Linked DNA regions of Homo sapiens: region 2 is linked to region 1. A link is a contact called in ENCODE Hi-C data. All regions are on one chromosome and are shown on one strand. Each heading gives the region's core, a stretch centred on a gene start or an enhancer-like site at or near the end of the contact. The rest is flanking DNA. Distances are from core to core; before and after follow the strand shown. Region 1 holds the start of CCDC69 (coiled-coil domain containing 69). Region 2 holds the start of CYFIP2 (cytoplasmic FMR1 interacting protein 2).

What was found. Hi-C counts contacts between places; a loop is a spot of excess contacts on that map. Pooled maps may share reads with other maps.
Region 2: a map with no recorded cell type shows a loop between it and region 1 (4-fold over the local background). The contact joins the promoter of CYFIP2 here to the promoter of CCDC69 in region 1. A Hi-C loop is called at or near these places in 5 of 37 single-sample maps with no recorded cell type and 8 of 50 pooled maps.

What each region holds. Positions count from the first base shown.
Region 1 is chr5:151,221,173-151,226,125 of GRCh38, forward strand. CCDC69 (coiled-coil domain containing 69) reads right to left here and starts at 2,920. Exons shown (of 9, transcript NM_015621.3): 1 at 2,751-2,920. The coding sequence starts at 2,798. It overlaps LOC105378230 (a long non-coding RNA gene), which reads left to right. Exons shown (of 4, transcript NR_160730.1): 4 at 2,304-3,178. RefSeq lists enhancers at 703-922, 2,343-2,452, 2,473-2,672 and silencers at 2,793-2,872, 4,356-4,650.
Region 2 is chr5:157,262,439-157,267,372 of GRCh38, forward strand. CYFIP2 (cytoplasmic FMR1 interacting protein 2) reads left to right here and starts at 3,685. Exons shown (of 31, transcript NM_001037333.3): 1 at 3,685-3,757. RefSeq lists a silencer at 3,592-4,111 and an enhancer at 4,792-4,901.

The sequences.
Region 1 (4,953 bases), core at 1,670-4,169:
ACAGAACTCAGCAGACCCCCAGATCCTTGAACCTGGAGGGACATGAGAAGGCCTCATGGTCAAGCTCCTGTCCCTAGCCAGGATAATCCTTTCTAAAAGTGCCTGCCTCATTCCTTGCTGCCTGCCACCTCCATTCTCCACAAAGAACCCCCTCACGCTGTGCTTTCAGTGGCTCAGCCTTTGCTTAGGCCTTGGCCATGAGTGGGTAACTCCTGCCATACCTTCCAAACCACCCTTCCTCAAAAACCCTTCCTGCATCTCTCAAGGCTAGATGTGATGCTCCTACTGCTCCCTGGGCCAACCCCTAGCATGGCTCTTATTTGTCCCTCATTCACTCAAATATCTACTTAAGCACCTGCTCCATGATCTGTATAAGGCAATGAGCACCAGATGGGGAGTGCAGAAAGCCAGGCTCAACTGCACAGCTTTGCCACCAACTGGCTGTGTGACTTTGGACCCATCGTTCCTCACTGAGCCTCAGTTTCCCCGGTAAAGTGGGAAAGATTCTGCAGCTCAGCCTAACTTCCAGGGCTTCTGTGAGACTGGGCGGGATGTGAAAGCATGCTGTAAACACTCAGGGTGAGTCATGGTTATCAGAACCTAACCCCTCTGTAGCCTGAGCTCATTTTTGTCCATCCCATCCCTGGAGTCCCCCTCTCTCCCAGGGGGCTGGTAGCCTGTTGGGGATGAACTTGGGAGCTCATGCCTTCCAAGGGGTTGGCACCTGGGTGAGAAATTGGGCAGGAGCACAGCCTACAGGGATGAGAACTTTAAACAAAAACAGCCCATAAATCTTGCCATATAGGGGCAGGGGCCTGGCATGGCTGGGGCCAAGAAGGCATGCCAGGCTGTTCTCTGAGGCAACAGGAGTAAAAGATTTTACGCTAAAGTCATCAAGAAGCCACTGGAAGCACAGCGGGAGGAGGTGGAGACAAAGAACACGGAGCTAGGGGACTAGATACCTGGGTTCTGCTCTGTGTTGCTCTGTGACCTCAGTCATGCTCCTTCCCTTTTCTAGGCCTTAACCTCCTATCTGTATAGTGGGTGCGTCAGCCCAGGTAGTACCCAAAGGCCCTTTCCAACTCAGACAGGCTGTGCCAGCTTTACTTGCCCTTCAGAGCTTTGGCTGTGCCAGGGACAGGCAGGAACAGCTGGTAAGTCTCTCAGAAGGAGCAGGAGCCAAAGAACCTGTGCTTACTGTGACCTCCTCTTCCAGCTTGTGGAAGGGTCAGGCTCTTCCCCGTTTCCTCCACCTCTAGGTAGATGGAATTCACCCTTGGTCCACTTTGCAAGCTACAAGGTTGACACAGGTGCAGAGAACACAGACTCTCAGATGCTTAGGGATCATCCTGCTCATCACTCCCCATACAGGGAGAAACTGAGACCCAGGGAGACACAAGGGCTTGCTTGGGGTCACCCAGTATGTTTATGGCACCACCAGGACTTACACCCAGGGCTAATGTCTGCCTACCACTTGCTCAGTTACAAGTCTCAGCCAAGGCTCAGGTCTCTCCGCCTTGTCATCCCTGTCAGCCAGCCCCTTCCTTCTACTGATAGAGCCAAGCCTCAGTTTCCCTGTTGGAGTGAGTAAAGACATGAGGGTTTCTAGGTCAGGAGTTGGTGAGAATTTCAATCTGGTAATAAAGGGAGAGCAAGGAAAGCCAGGAGGTGTCAGAGAAGGGAGTAGAATCCTCCAGGCTAGGACTACTGTTAGGCAGAAAAACCTGTACTCAGGGCACAAGCAAAGCAGGAGCAGAGGGAGGACTAAAGTTCATTGCAAAACTATTAAACACTGTCACAGTTTGGGGCCTCTCAAGGTCTCAAGGGGGAATGATGATAAAGTTTAAGGGATCACCTAGTCCCACCTGGCTAGGGGGCAGGTAGTGGTAAGAAAAGGGGCCAGAATTTGAGGGTCCTTCTTCCCCTCTGCCTCACAGTGTCCCCTGAGGAGGCTATCTTTCTAGCTCCAGGCTCTGACCTTCTGGGCTCGTCAGACCCCAAGGGGCAGCTGGTCTCACTGCAAGAAACCTGAGAATTGTCCCCTGGGCCCTGACCCAGCTCCAAGGCCCCTTGGGGGAAGGACAGGAAGGGAGGAGAGGGCCACAGAACGCAGTAGATCTCCTCCCTCTTTGGCCCCTCCCAGCTACCCCAAGGGCAGCCCACACTCACCAGCTCTGGGGCCTGCAAGAGCCCTAAGACCAGCGCCTCAAACTTTAAAGCGTCATCACCTGGGCATATTGTTAAAAGGCAGCTTCTGTCTTGGCAAGACTGGGCCTGAGCCTGAGATTCTGCATTTCTGACAGGTCCCCAGGGATGCTGATACTGCGAGTCTGTGGAACACTCTTCGAGCAGCCCTGAGATTATCAGCCTTTAACCCCCGGGGGGAGGAAGCCGAAGGCCCAGAGAGGTCAAGTCACTTGTCCATGGCCACACAGCGAACAGCCCCAGACCGAAAGCAGAGGGCACCTGCCACAGACACACGACATCTCCCCACCCGAGGCAGCGGGAATCAGCTGCCTTTCCCTGGCCCGGGTGCCGTGTTTGTAAACTCGGCTGCTTGGTGCGGCTCGGGCCGGGGTAAAGGGCGCCTCCCAGCAGAGCCTCCCTCGTCTCTGAGCTGGCCTCTCCAGGTTCTCCGTCCGGTATCCCGGGCCGACCAGAGAGAGCCCGGGGCGCCGAGTCCTCTGCGGCGGAGCGATTCCGCACTCCCCTCTCCTCTGAAAGCAAACTTCTCCGCCGGCGCCCTTTACCTTTTTCGGGGGTTTGCAGCTGCTCAGCCTGCTGTGTCTGCAGCCCATCCTCCTCCGGGGGCTCCCGGACGCCGCTTCCCAACTCCGGGGCCCCCAGAGGAGCCTGCGATCCGGGCCCCGCTGCCCGCTCCGCGCCCGCCGGCTGGGGCTGCCGGCGAGACCCTGAAACTGAACCTGGAAGCGCTGTCTTGAGCCTGAGCTGGGGCGGCCGCCCGCCGTAAATACCCGAAGAGCGGGGCCTCAGTGTAGCCCGCAGGGCCAGCGGCGCCGCCACCAGAGGCAGGTGACCAGAATCCTTCTAAATAATAGGAAGCTCTGGTCAGGGCAGAAGAAAAGAAAACCTCAAGGAGCAACAGATGCTTTTCCGAACCCTCAGCTAAGAAAGGGCCGGGGGAAAAAATAATTAAAGCAATTATTTGATAAACTAACAACTATCATTCATTGAGGGCTGTTTTTGTCCCAGTTGTTTTATACATTTTATTTCTATTTCTTGCCATATCAGTGCAACAAAGGTATTACTTCCTCCATTTTACAGGTGAGGAAAATGGTGTTCAGAGATGCAACATGATTTGCCTAAGGTCACATGGCTAGTAAGTTACCACAGCCCAGATAGAATCCAGTTCCTTTTTTTTTTTTTTTTTTGCCGCTATCATAGTTCACTGCAGCCTCAAACTCCTGGGCTCAAGCGAGCCTCCCAGCTCAGCCTCCTGAGTAGCTGGGACTACAGAGGCTCACCACCATACCCAACCAAATTCTTTTCTTTTTTCCAGTCTGATTTTGAACGACCGCCCTCAAGCGATCCTCCCACCCTGGCCTCCCAAAGCGTTGGGATTACAGGCATGAGCCACTGCACAGAATACAGTTCTAACTCCAGAACCTAAACTTTGACTCAATGGCCTACAAATAAATCATAATACTAAGTTTATTGTATTTATTTATTTTTGAGACAGAGTCTCGCTCTATTGCCCAGGCTAGAGTGCAGTGGCACGATCTTGGCTCACTGCAACCTCTGCCTCCCAGGTTCAAGTGATTCTCCTGCCTCAGCCTCCCCAGTAGCTGGGATTACAGGCATGCACCACGACACCCAACTAATTTTTGTATTTTTAGTAGAGACAGAGTTTCACCATTTTGACCAGGCTGATCTCAAACTCCCAACCTCAGGTAATCCGCCCGCTTCGGCCTCCCAAAGTCCTGGGATCCCACACCTGGCCAATAATACTAAGTTTAATTTTAATGCCTCCTCACTTCTGGGCTGATAGTTTTTTCCACCTCACAAGCATCTGTAATATTTGACTCTATCCATCTTGGATAGATGTTATTCATCACAACAACCTCTTGAGGCAGGCCAGGTATGGTGACTATGGGACATAAAATGTCAGTGTCTAGGAAAAGGAGCTTTTGTTTATCTTCTCTTTGTTATTAGCTGAGGTTTCTGAAATGGCAATGCAGGAAAAAGATAACCAATTTTGAAAATCAGTGTGTATGCCTATTTGCGTGTATATTGGAATATTAAAGTCAGGCCCAAAACTCTTGGAAAGGTGTGCTGTGAAAACGGCTTAGAGTCATGAATGGGGAAAGAATATGAGACCTCAAAAAAATTGCTCCCTCCATAGGGTACAAAACCAATTGCAAAAGTGTGTAAGAAAGGAAACTAAGGAAACGTGTTATTAGGTTCTCAAAAGCAAGTATAATAGAGAATGGTGGCTCACAAAGTGTGATTCCCAAATCAGCAGTGTCAGCACTACCAGCCGCCTTTGTTGGAAATGCAAATTCTCGGGCCCCACCCCTGGCCTAAACTCTGGGGATGGGGCTTAGGAATCTATGGCTTCATAAGCACTCCACTCATGTCTGGCCTGGGCTAAAGTTTGAGAACCCCTGCCATAGGACGTGCTCCACAGGTACTGAAGAAACAGGATATACTTAAATTATACTAAAATTAACAATGTTTATTGGAACAGTGCTCATGATTAAAAACAAAGAACCCAAAACAACCTAAACAGCCAAGAAAAGAAGGTTGGTTAAATACATTATGCTATATCCATAAAAATAGAATGCCACATAACCAGCAAAAATACTGATGAAGATGAATTTTTTGTGTTACAAAACATAACAAACTCATTTTCATTAAAAAAAAAAATTGAGTGACTACCACTGTATTGGTGAGATTTTGAAATTTTAAAACAGTTTTTTTTTTTTTGAGACA
Region 2 (4,934 bases), core at 2,435-4,934, 6.0 Mb after region 1:
ACATTTAATATGTTTTTAGAATAAGGTAGCATATTAGTAAACAAATGGACTTAGCTTGGAAGAGGGAAAGTGAGGCTGTATGAGATTGTGGTAAAAAGCATGGGTTTGACTTCACTACCTTGGGCAAATTATTAAACCTTAATTGCCTCAATTATAAAAATGGGAAAAATGATTGTATTTTCCTTATAGAAAAATTACGAAAAATTAAATGAGGTAATGTACTTGGTAAATGTTAGCCATTATTATTATTATCATTATTTATGTTTTCCCTTCATGCCCATTCCAGATACTTCATTACTGGTGTCTATAAAGCAGGGTCTCCTGATAGTTTTAAAATACATATATATATATATATTTTTTTTTTTTTTGAGACAGAGTTTTGCTCTTGTTGCCCAGGCTGGAGTGCAACAGTGTGATCTCGGCTCACTACAACTTCCACCTCCCGGGTTCAAGCAATTCTGCCTCACCCTCCTGAGTAGCTGGGATTACAGGCGCTCGCCACCATGCCCAGCTAATTTTTTGTATTTTTAGTAGAAACTGGGTTTCACTATGTTGGCCAGGCTGGTCTCGAACTCCTGACCTCAGGCAATCCACCTGCCTCGGCCTCCCAAAGTGCTGGGATTATAACTTGAAGCTTTTCTAAAACACAAGGTAATGTTGCCACATGGACAACATGTGGGCCACAGCTTTGCAAGTACCAAAGCAATTCTTATTGATATCCTCTACCATTTCATTGCTGATGCACAGCTTGGGGTTGGATGTGAAGGAAATCTGAAGGCAGTAGACAGACAGCTATACATTTCAGTGGCAAAGTTTAAAAATGTCACCTATGGGTGTTCATTCCATCCATTTTTACTGAACTCCTGTTAAGTACCAGGCTCCAAGGATGCAATGGGAAAGCAAGACAGACATATCCCTGCTCCCTTAGATTTTATGGTCTCATGGTGGAATACAGGGAAGTGTGTTGACAATTATAATGCAGACTAATACGTGGGGTGATAGAGGGAGCCCAGGCAGCTAAGGACACATAGACAACTAATCTCAAGCTAACCCAGACATGTAGGAATCTTGGAGGAAGCGACATCTAGAGGAATACCAGGAAGATGAACAGAACTTCATCAGGTAAACTGGGAAAAAGTGTGGAATGTGGAGGGAGGGAATGGGGGGACAGAAACTGCCATTGAAGAAGCCTTGCATGTACGAATGTCGAGCACAACAGAGAACACAGCAAGTTTGAGGAACTAAAAGCTGTTCCTTTTAGCTGAAGCACAGCAAGCTTGTTCACATGGAGAGATAGCTGCCAGCTCTTAAAGACCCTCTCCGGCCACTGGAGAGTTTGGGCTTCATCGGGGGGCAGTGGGGAGCTAGGGAAGTGCCTTAAGCCTGGGAGGGACGTGCCCTTTAACTCATGTAATTTTCCACATTCAGAGGGAAGTTGGAGAGCATCCAACTTACTTCACTTAACAGGTGAGGAAACAGGGGTGAGGCTCCTTGCCTAAGATCATTCTTCTGTTAGTTGCAAAACTAGAACCAAAAGGCAAGCCTCTGGATTTCCAACACAGTGGCTTCAAAAGACCATACTGCTCTCCTTTATACACAAATAGAACTCAGAGGTCGGAGTTATTTTTGCCTAAGATCTAACCAAATATATATGTAATAGTCTTTTCTGTTTTTAGGCAACTTGTTCCTGAAGGTGAAAAGACAGGGAAGGAACAACAGGGAGAAATACGTCTTCCAAAAAACTATACCATCTGCAATAATATGCCCCTTAGAATGAAAATCTGATTTATTGGGATTCTCATTGTTAAGTATTTGTAATCACTGAACTTGAAATCCCAAGGATCACGGTGGAAAATGAAACATTTTTTAAAAAGGAAACCTCAGTTCTGTTTTTAAACCCATCCTCCACAAACACCCCCACAGCTTTTCACACTGAACCAGGGAAGAAATGTATGTGTGTGTATATATATATATATATAAGTCATTTTTTTCCGAAATAGCAATTTGAATTGGAATTAGCGATTTAAGATCAAACCACAAGGAATTATGGATTCTGAGCACGTGGGAAATAAGGTGAGATCAGTAAAGGAAAGCAAAGGCTTCCACAAGTCCTTTGCTGGAGCTTGAATAACGGGGCTCCTCCACAAATTGCCCTTATTAGGAACAGCTGAGTGATTAAGTATAAATTTGTGGGCCTTAGGAAACCACTCCTTATATCTACATACACTCCACAATGTCTCAAATGTTTTCAAATTATTTACCCTGTAAGGTATAAAGGGCAACTGTTATTCCCTGTGTTGCAGATACGGTGACCTCTGTGGAGCAGAGTGGTGAAGTGACCTGCTCAGGTGTCTCAAGGTTAGAATTTGGTGCAGCCTGACTTCAGCCTGGTCTGAAGGCCTACCAGGCTGGATTTCAATGAGAATTGTTTCTTTCTCTTTTTCTTTTCTCTCTTTCTTTCTCTTCTTTCTTTCCTTCTCTTCTTTCTCTCTCTTTCTTTTTCTTTCTTCCTTTCTCTCTCTCTCTCTCCCCCCGTCTCTCTCTTTCATTCTTTTTTTTTTTTTTTTGAGACAGAGTCTCACTCTGTCACCCAGTCTGGAGTGCGGCGGCAGGATCATAGCTCACTGTAGCCTCAATCTCCCAGGCTCAAGCAATCCTCCCACCTCAGCCTCCTGAGTAGCTGGGACAAAAGGTGGATGCCACCACACCCATCTATTTTTTTTTTTTTTTAATTTTTAGTAGAGATGAAGTTTCGTTGAGTTGCCCAGGATGGTCTCCAATTCCTGAGCTCAAGCAATCCTCTCTCCTCGGCCTCCCAAAGTTTTGGTATTACAGGTGTGAGCCACCGCTGGGCAGATAATTGCTTCTTTAAAGAGCCCGACACGGCAGATAAGCCTTGAAGAGAAAGGTACCTGTCCTCTCAGTGCTTCCTGCCACCTATTTGTCCGTTAGGCAATTCTTCCAGAATGAAGTTGAGGCAGGCCCCTGTAAAAGAGGTGGCAGCTTCAGGGACTCTTCTCCAGGGAACTGGAAGGGAGCGGAAGAACTTATTCTTAAGCGAAGGAGCCCTATCAGCGACCAAGCTCAATTGGTGGAAGGCCCCTTCCCCTAGCCCCAGTTGCATCTTCTGTCACTTCACCCTGCTCCTTCTCCTCAGAGCACTTTGGGCTGTAACTGGACGTTTGCTAGGTTAATTTACACCTGTTTCTCCTGGCAGGTGATAAAACTCCAAGGGGGCAGGACCCTGTCTTTTGTACACCAGTGCACACCCAAGTCCTGGCACGGTACTTGGAACAGGATAGGTAATCAATAAAGACTGGGTTGATAAAAGAGCACTTGGAAATCATGTGGGGCCAATAAGATCCGAACGCGGCCGAAGCTCTCGTCCTCGGGTTGCTGCAGGTGTGGTTCCCGGTGATGGAGGCCGTGGAAGAAGCCTTCCCTCCCTTTCCCGCCCCCAGGGCAGGAAGCCTGGGGGCTGAGCGGTCCTCCGAAACCGAGAGGCAGGTCCTGGGTGCGCCGGCGGTACAGCGGAGAGCGTGGAGAGACCCTCGCCGCAGCCATTTCCTGCCCTTTGTGTGACAGCCGCTGCGGCGAAGGGGCGGGCGCTGGGTGGGGGCGGAGCCGCGGCGGGCGGAGCAGCGGGGCCGGGGCGGGGCCGAGCGCGGCGCAGCGGAGCGGGGCAGAGCATCCTGCGCCCCGGCGCGGGGCCCTGCGGTAGCCTCAGGCCCCTCCCCTGGACCCGCCGCAGAGCCAGGTAAGCGGCCCTCGCAGGCCTCGGGCCGGGCACGGGGACTAGGATGCCGCCGGGGACGGGGATGAGGCCGTGAGGATGCGCGAAGGGCCGCCCCCTCTCCCGGCCCGCGGGGGGCGCTCGGCGCTGTGCCCGGGCTAGCCCGAGGCCCGGCCTCAGGCCCCACGCGGCCCCTTTCCCCCTCGGACCCACCGTGCGTCCCGCGGCACGGACCCTCTGCCCGGGAGGCGCGGGCACATCGCGGAGCTCCGGCGCGGCGGCGGGGGAGCCGCAGCAGCAGGTGCGCGGCCTGGGCCGGAGCCGCCAGCCCGGGAGGAGGCGGTGCTAATCTCAGGGACCGGAGACACCTGCAGCGGCCGCGAGCCCGGCAGCGGCGACATCCTCGAGTCCAGGTACTGCAGAGCGCTGGCCCCTGCCTCTGCCGCCGTGACCACCGTCACCTCCCCCAGGGCCAGCGAGAGCCGCCTGGGCCCGCCTGGCAGCCGCCTCGGGCACACAGAACGTGTGATGGGTGGGGCGAGGGGCGCAGCGTCGATGTTTGGGGGCGGAGGGCTTTGATGAGAGAGGAGCAGGTCTGACCCGCTTGGAAGCTTTCTGGCCTACACTAGCATCGCTCACCAAGCTGGCTGCGGGCACGGTGGAAGTGGGGGAAGGGGATGAGTGGGCTGACTCCTGGGGGAAAAGGTGGTTTTTTTCTTGAGCTCTGAAGAACCAGGAAGATGCTTGCCTGTCTGTTGTGGCGTCTACTTTTCAGGTCAGCCCTACCCCTCACCCCAAAGAACAGCCCACCTATGTGCAAAAGAAGAGGAGGAGGTGCTCTCTGCTTGGGGATGGGGGCAGGTAGCATGTTCCACATAAGTATGGCCCTCTATATCCAGAACCCGGCTGGAAAGGACACTGACAGCCCAGGTGCCTCCCCAGCACAGGGAATCTGATTTTGACCTTTGCTTGCCTACTTTCCCCAGCACAGTGGAAACACTCACCAGGGCTGATGAGCCATCAGCTGTCCTTCCAGCTAGGCCAAGAATGGGACAAGGATCTTTTTCTGCTAGTTCCTGGGTGCCTGTGCCCTCAGCATGGGCAGGGAGACGGAGGCAGGCCTGCTGGCAGGAGGGGCAAATCAGGAGACTGTCGGTTCCTGTGTTCCCATTTCCTGCCTCCTGTCTGTGTCCCAGTTAGG